2 separate regions of the Homo sapiens genome follow, and region 2 is linked to region 1. A link is an interaction called in ENCODE POLR2A ChIA-PET data of the cell type or tissue named here. Cell type or tissue: OCI-LY7. All regions are shown on one strand.

Evidence for each region. Peaks named below come from ENCODE experiments on the same cell type or tissue, not always from the same donor. Only the 100,000 strongest peaks of a DNase experiment are listed, where the experiment ranks them.
Region 2: POLR2A ChIA-PET joins it to region 1 with 6 read pairs; 3 of 35 experiments call an interaction of 5 or more read pairs at or near these places.

Annotation. Positions count from the first base shown.
Region 1 is chr3:183,651,903-183,655,902 of GRCh38, forward strand. The region is part of intron 3 of KLHL24 (kelch like family member 24); the gene reads left to right. Among named protein-coding and RNA genes, the nearest start is that of KLHL24, 18 kb to the left of the region's middle. In OCI-LY7, a CTCF peak has its summit at 1,493; DNase peaks (open chromatin) are centred at 1,509 and 1,959.
Region 2 is chr3:183,486,599-183,490,598 of GRCh38, forward strand. KLHL6 (kelch like family member 6) reads right to left here. Exons shown (of 7, transcript NM_130446.4): 7 at 953-4,000. Among named protein-coding and RNA genes, the nearest start is that of SNORA63E, 35 kb to the left of the region's middle. In OCI-LY7, no CTCF peak of the experiment used is centred here; no DNase peak of the experiment used is centred here; H3K27ac peaks cover 1,566 bases.

The DNA.
Region 1 (4,000 bases):
CTTACTGCTCTCCAGCCTGGGCAACAGAGTGAGACTCTGTCTCAAAAAAAAAAGAAAAAAAAATGTTTGCACATCCACAGACTGGCCTTTGTCCTAACACAGAAGCATGAAATATAGAGGTGAATTAAATAAGCTGGTATACATTGAGTGAATTCTGAGATGTAAAATCCAGGCCTCAAATATTACTTAATTGTCACAGTTATTATATTTAATGTCAATCTCAATTTTAAAAAATCTTTTTTCTGAATGTGAAAATTACATCATCATTATAGAGAATTTGGAAAATGTGTGCTTAGGGGGTAGAATGCAGTTAAATATTGTAGCATATTTGTATCTTCTTCCAGTATATTATTTCTATAAAATACTTATCGATTTTAATTCATAAACTATAGAAAAATAATCTCCATGCCTTAATAGTGGAAGGAATATTTATTGTGAATAAGCAAGAAATGCTTGTTATGAGAAATATTACAGTAAATTATCCTTTTAATCCTTTTAATATTTTTCTAACAAAGCTAATGTTGGTGTTGGTTTTTTTTTAATTGTGGTAAAAAACACATAACATAAACTTTACTGTCTTAATCATTTTTAATTATACATTTCAGTAATGTTAAGTATATTTACATTGTTGTGAAACTAGTATTTTTATTAGTTTATTATTGGTTTATTATTAAGCCATCTCCATTTTTTCTGTGAATTTACTATAGCATAGCTCATAAACCACATTTTTACTTAAATTTTGACTATCATTGTTTCGGAATGTTAAAAGTCAGCATACTGTGAGATAGCTTGTTTTTAAAATTTATACTAGTTTGAATAATGTATTAATTAAGAAAACTAAACAGCTTCAGAGCTGTGTGACTATTAGTTCTTCGAGAACTTTCATGAACACACAGTATCCCTCTAAAGGGAAAATCACTCCTTTTTCCAAGACAAATACCCCTGTAGCAGACTGAATGGTCTGAGGTCAGATGTGGCTAATAATACTCAGCCTGCATATCTCATAGGATTAGAGTAGGAACCAAGGGTTATATGTTGTAAAATCAAAATAAGACATTGATTACTAATATTTATAAAGACATAATTTGAATGCAATCAGATTGCAGCCTAAGGGTCCCATCACTCCTTTGAAGAGATACTTCTCCTAACTTACTTAATTATTTGATTTCCAAAAATGTATTTTATATCCAATTTTTAAGGGAACAAATCTATTTCCACAGTGAAACATCTATTTATAAATTGCAGTATCACCGTTCTTTAAGAGACAAGTATAAAAACCAAACTATAGTTCTGTTGAATTTGCAGACTCTTAAAAATACGATAGCAGATATTTATTTTATGTGGGCATTACATGAGTAATCCTTTATTTTATAACTCTGCTATCACCTTCTGTCCCTTACATTTATCTTTCACTTATCTGTTACTGCATGTTTGCTGTGGGAATTAGGAGACTGGAGAGACCACTGGGTGAAACAGAAGGATTTTATTTAGGTGGCCACCAACTTAGTGGATTAACATCTAAAGGCTGAGCAATGAACAAAGACAGGGCTTGACTTTTATTTATGCTGCTGAAGTGGAGTGGCTAGCCAGTGGCGCAAAATTTGCAGGGCGGGGAAACCAGGCTTGCAGAAGCAGAACAAAGGCAGTTAATTATACTGTGACAGGTTTTTGCAATTTAGGCATGTTTTGTGACTTTGCTGTGTTACAGAGAGAAAAACAGGAACGTATAAAACCTTTGCAAACTTGTAAAAATAGTTACAAAACTAATTAATGAGAGCAGAACAAAGAATGATGGTATGGGGAGAGAATTTTAGGGGGAGACTGATAAGAACTTGTTTTTCTCATACTTGCTTTTGGAACCCATTTTTTGGGGGCCTTTGCCTGGTTTTGCAGATAATGTTATAGCTCCAGCTGGACTTTGGATGTTGATCTGCTGAGTTGGTGGCCGCCTAAATAAATCCTCCTGTTTCACCCAGTGACCTCTCCAGTCTCCTGATTGCCACAACATGTTGGCATTAATCACTAGGAATTTCATTATCTGAACAATGTGTATTATTTGTACAGGTTCTCATCTTTCTGAGAAACTCCAAACTTCTTTGAAAGAGGAGTGATGTCTCCACTTCTTCGACAGCAGTTCATTCCTCTGACTTCTGCTCCAGTCACTCTACTGAAACTCCTCTCAATCAGGTCATCACTGACCTTCTATTTGTTATTTGCTAGCCTCTCTTCGGTCTTTATCCAGCTTGAGCTCTTTCGAATTTGATATTATTAATTGCCTTATCCATCTTGAAATACCTCCATTGGCTTCTGGAATGCCATTCTCCTCTTGGTCCTCCTATTTCTCCAGTTGCTCTTTTTCAATTTAATGGTTCTTACTCCTACATCTAGTCTGAAATATTATCTGCCTGATTCACATCTCTTTGTCTTCCCTTATGTACTTGCCTAGGTGACCTTATCTCATCTATTTTCATGGTTTTAATTACCATGCATGCTGTTGACTACCAAACCAGCCCAGACTTTTCTCTTTCATTCATTCATTTATATTTCTTTTTCAAATTTTATATATCTTATTTATTTTTTATTGCATGTATATATTTCTTTTTAAATTTTTATATATGTTTTTTAGTTGACTGTGCATCTTTTTAAAATAACAGGCAAAATAACATTAGCACATTTAAACTTAATAATAATAATTCATATTATCTAATACGCAATCTGTATTCAGACTCCCCCAGTCTTCCAAACTGTTCTTTAATAAACCTGGATCCAAGCTAGGATTAGTCATTACATCAGGTTATTTCTGTGAAATCTCTTTTACTTCAAAACAGTTTCTTTTTTATGATTCTGACTTGTCAATGGGGAAGTTGTCCAGAAAAATATTCTACCTTTTGGATCAGTCTCATTGCTTCCTTATGGCATCATTTAGCTGTGTTTCCTGGAAACTGGAAGTTGGTTCTATGAGCTTCAGTTAGATGAATATAAGTTAAATATTTATAGCTAGAATTAATCCTATGTAATGTGTATAATATATTGCATCATATTAGGAGTCACAGCATATCTGGGTATCCCACCATTAGTGATGCAGAGATTAACTCTGGTTTAGGGTGGTGGCAGTCTGATCCCTCCAATGTACGGTTAAGTTATATGCTCTATATCAGCCAGTGTTCCTTTAGTATCTATTCTGTGCCAAGTATTGTCCAGAGCTCAACCCATAATAGAAATTCTCCCTATATACCCACGTGTCTCTTAAATGACAGAGAAATCCCGAAAATGCATTATATTAAAAACAGTGTGGTGGTAGTTTCCCAGAAAGAGGACATAGGCCAATTTAAGAGCACGAAAGCTTTGATAATCTGCCCTGCCAGTTGTAAACCCTTAGGTGTGTGGAAAAAACAGTAGAGACTAATCACAGAAGGAGTAAAGCTTAGAAACAATGGCTGTAGGCCAGGTGTGGTAGCTCACACCTGTAATCAAGCACTTTGGGAGGCCAAGGCATGGGGGTTGCTTGAGCCCAGGAGTTTAAGACCAGTCTGGGCAACATAATGACACCCTGTTCCTACAGAAAAAAAAGAAAAAATTAGCTAGGCATTGTAGCATGTACCTGTAGTCCCAGCTGCTTGGGAGGTTGAGGCAAGAGGATCACTTGAGCCTAGGAGTTTGGGGTTACAGTGAGCCATGAGCAGGCCACTGCATTCCAGCCTGGGTGGCAGAGCAATACCCTGACTCAAAAAAATTCTACTGGCCAGGTGCAGTGTCTCACACCTGTAATCTCAGCACTTTGGGAGGCCGAGGCGGGCAGATCACTAAGTCAGGAGATTGAGACCATCCTGGCCAACATGGTGAAACCCCATCTCTACTAAAATGCAAAAAATTAGCAGACATGGTGGAGCGTGCCTGTAGTCCCATCTACTCGGGAGGCTGAGGAGGCTGAGGCAGGGGAATCACTTGAACCTGGGAGGCAGAGATTGCAGTGAGCCGAGATCGCGCCACTGTACTCCAG
Region 2 (4,000 bases), 170 kb before region 1:
TGGAGGGCGGGAGAGAACTGAGATCCTGTATGAAGGCTGCACGTCCAGTGAAAAGGAGCTGGTCCAGAAGATGCCATACACCAGCAGGGAGGAGCTGGTGCAGGGGGAGGCACTAAGAAAAGCTGGGCAGATGCCTGGCCCCGGCCAAACTGCCCAGACATGAGATTATCACTTAGACCCAGCGGGGAAATTGGAAGGCTCAGCAGCAAAGTTAAGGTCAAAACTCCGTTTGACTCACAGCTGGTGCACTGGCACTCAGATCCAGGGCCCAAGATCACTCCAGAACATTCCCCACCAGTGAGGAAGCTGGGTCTGTGATTCCCAAGGGTTTCCACCAAGAAGTCCTAAGGCAGAACATCTACCTCTGGGGATGCCCAGAGGGGAAGGTCTGAAGCTATTCATGGAACCCCAGATTTCTTTAAAGCCTCTGATTTTCCTTTTCAAATACACAGGAGTCTTGCATTGTAACCAAAACAAACTAAATTGATAACAAGGTTTCCAGTGATTAAAGGGAAGTCTCATACCCCAAGTTACACGTGCCCCAATTTGAGAAGCACAGACCAGGGAGGGCTTCAGAGACAACACAGGAACAATGGTGGACGCAGGCTAAAAGGTCAGACCTGTAATCAAAAACCTAGAAGGGGGTCTCCTGTAAGAAGAGCTGAGGCCAGGCAAGAGAAGAGTCACGCAGTTTGCATATGGGTTGGTAAAAGCTTGCTCAGCGAGGCAATGCATCTTTAGGGAGGGAAAATCTGTCTACTCTTTGACATTCTATAAATCAAACCTGGTGAATTTTAACCTATGAACTTATCTAAAGTCCCATGAACCAAATGAAACGTTTTAAATTTCCACCTTCTAAATTAATTTCTATTCAGACACCACTCATTTATATAAACTAAAAACAGCAAAAAAAAAAAAAAAAAACTTCATGATTGTATATAACACATTTGCATCTGTTCTGTGCATATTTTATTGAATAAATAAAAATTTTATTGGTTTGGTTTTTAAAACCTATAAACAATATTCTTAGTTTGATCACTTAAAACATACAACTTTATGTAACCAAAATGCTTAAAGGATTTTGTTCACTGAGTGTTGGCTATTTATACCTATACATATGAAAATCTGACCTGTCAAAACTGGTTTTGCAGTAGCCAGATTTGAGATATATGTGGATTTCTAAAAGGTTAACTTGTCAAATTATGAGATCTAATACAACACCCAGGTATTAAGGGAAAAAATGATTTTGCAACCCCAAGTTGGGACTTAACATAAGAAATCCTTATGGTGTTGCCAACGTTAAAAATTCTATTGAGCACTTTCATTTTTCAGAATAAAACAGGATAAGCAAATAACTCACAACAGTACCTCATAGTCTTCTATAAATAGCTAAGCTATACTTTACAGCTATAAGAACGTGATATTTGTATTTCCCTGAGAGCGTAGTTTGCTTTGAGTTCAAGGGCATGGTGTATGTGTATATGTGTGTTTCCCGAAGCCATTGAGACCAGAATAGATGAAAGCTAAGACGAGAACATGAATCTGTTGGTGTTCTGATGAGCTTAGCTCCCTGCCTGTTTCAGATCAACCTTGGCAACTGGAGTCCCTTAACCTCATCTACAGATTCCGCTCCACCAAAGACTCTGGGCCACCTTCCCTCTAGGACAGGAGACCCAGCTGAGCAGCTCAGAGGCCCCACAGTAAGTTGGCCCAAATGCTGGGCCTGCTCTAACTTGTGCCTCTGCTCTAAGAAGGGGATTCCTTCCTTAGTTCCTTGCCTAGAATACTCCCTTACCCTTATTCTCCCTCACCCTTCTTGGGACTAGAGCCAAGCTCACAAACTCCAGGGCCTCCGATATCATTTTCCAGACCTGCATCCTTGGAACCTGACCTCCTCCTACCCCATCTTCTTCTTCCCAGCCAGGGGTGCTCTGTCCACTCACAGGCCCTGCCTCAGTCTCCAGTCTGCTGTGCCAGAACATCCTGCCATGTCCTGCCTGAGTCCGAGGGTTCTTTGTCTCTGGGTTTATTCTCAGCTTGGCTTTCCCCCTGCTGATGGTGTGGGTTATAACAGTTACCTTCCTGCAAATGTGTTCGTCTTTATTTCTTGAAATGGATTTTAGATTTTAGAAGTTCTCATCCTTGGCTGGTGCCTAGAAGCTAAAACCCTGATGACTATTCTTAAGTTTCCCCCAAATGACTTGAACTTTCTTTCTCGAAGAGCTACAGACTGGCAGCTTCATATACAGAACCCTAGACCTTCTAACCAGGTGTATCTGTTCCCTACCCATGCCATTATTAGGAATCCCTATTTCTTGAGTGTCAGCTACATGACATTTTCCACAATTCACCTGCATATCTGGTGTTGTAAAAAATCATAAAGAGTGTTTCCATGATTCATTTAGGTATTCTGAAGTAGTCCAGAAACTTGGGTCCTACATTTAGAATCAGGTTTATAGCACAGAAATCCCAAATCCTCACTTTCCCAGCATAGGGTTGACCTGCTGATGGGCTCGAAGTTTGCCTATGGGTCTTATCAAAGGACCGCCATCCCCTCCCTGACTAGGGGCGCTGTCTTTTTGAAGGGAGGCTCCCTGTGTATGCCAGTACCATTGTCATTGGATTTCCTCTCTGGAAGTTCCTCCCTGCAATAGTCTTTGGAGTAAGACTGACTTTTCCTTCACAAATCAGTTCACAAATGGTTCTGGTGGCGATCTCAAAGAGACAAACATGTAAGCCATGGCCACTGGTTGACTTCACTGCACAGCTTACCACCTTGACCCCCTGAAAGGCAATCAAGACTTGGATCCAGCCTCCTCACTTCATACGCATCTCATTTTTAGCTAACTTGAAGAAAATAAAAACAAGAATATTAACTGGTGGCCTATTTACCTGTATTGAGTGTCTAGCGTGGAGATTTGCCATTCGTGGGTGTCCTCAAGGCTTGACAGACATGAAGAACTCCATGAATGTTTGCTGAATTGAACTAGATTACACTGTTACATTGCTTCAGTTGGGAGCTTCCTGATGGTTATTATAGTGCTCATGAGTCAGCAATAGTTTGTTCTAAAATTCCACAAATATGTTTCTATTGCCCTGTGTTACTTTCCACAGCAGAGAGCTGAACTGTCACGCTTCTAAGGCACAGAGCATTTCACACACCAACATACATTTATATTTATCTTCAATAATCTGGCATAAACAGAAATCTCACCTGTAATTTTTCAAGTTTTTAAAATCTGTTTCAAATATTAGCTTCTTCTAACCGTGACTGTTTAATGAAAATTCAATTCACTATCAACTCTAATAACTAACTTCCCAAACTGCTGAAAAGAACAAGCCACACCGGATATGAAATAAAACTCTATAAAGAGAATTGAAATCATATGATGAAAATAAAGTCCATTGGGTAACGCAGTTACTATGTTGTTATCATTGTTGCTTTTTAAATACAGCATATGAAACAGGATCTCTTAACCTGTTTCTCCAGCTTGGGGATTAGAATGAATTTCCAGTGAGCTCATTTGAAAGCTGTAGCTCTTACAGTGAAGGACAGATTCTGTTCTTTAAGTCACAATTGAGCTACACTGATCAAAAAACCAAGTAGAAGTGCTTTTTAAAAGTCTTGAAAACGAAGGCTTCAGGAGGATGGGGTATCAGGAACGTGGACCTAAATCACTGTGTAAAAACTAGAAAGTGTACCATCAAGGAGAATCTGTCGCTCCTGTGTAGGCCAGCTGTGCTCAGGTGTTTACTTTTTTAATAAAACAGTAGTTTGAGTCTCTAGAGACATCTTGTCTATATTGCAGTACAACTGGTGAACACTAAGAGGCCAGGGCACCAGAATGTGCTAAAGGTACAATTCTGTCTGGCAATGACAGTTCCGGTCCAAAATGGGCCATCTTATGATCATTTAAAAAAAAAAAGACCGGGCCCAGTGGCTCACACCTGTAATCCCAGCACTTCGGGAGGCCGAGGCGGGCAGATCACAAGGTCAGGC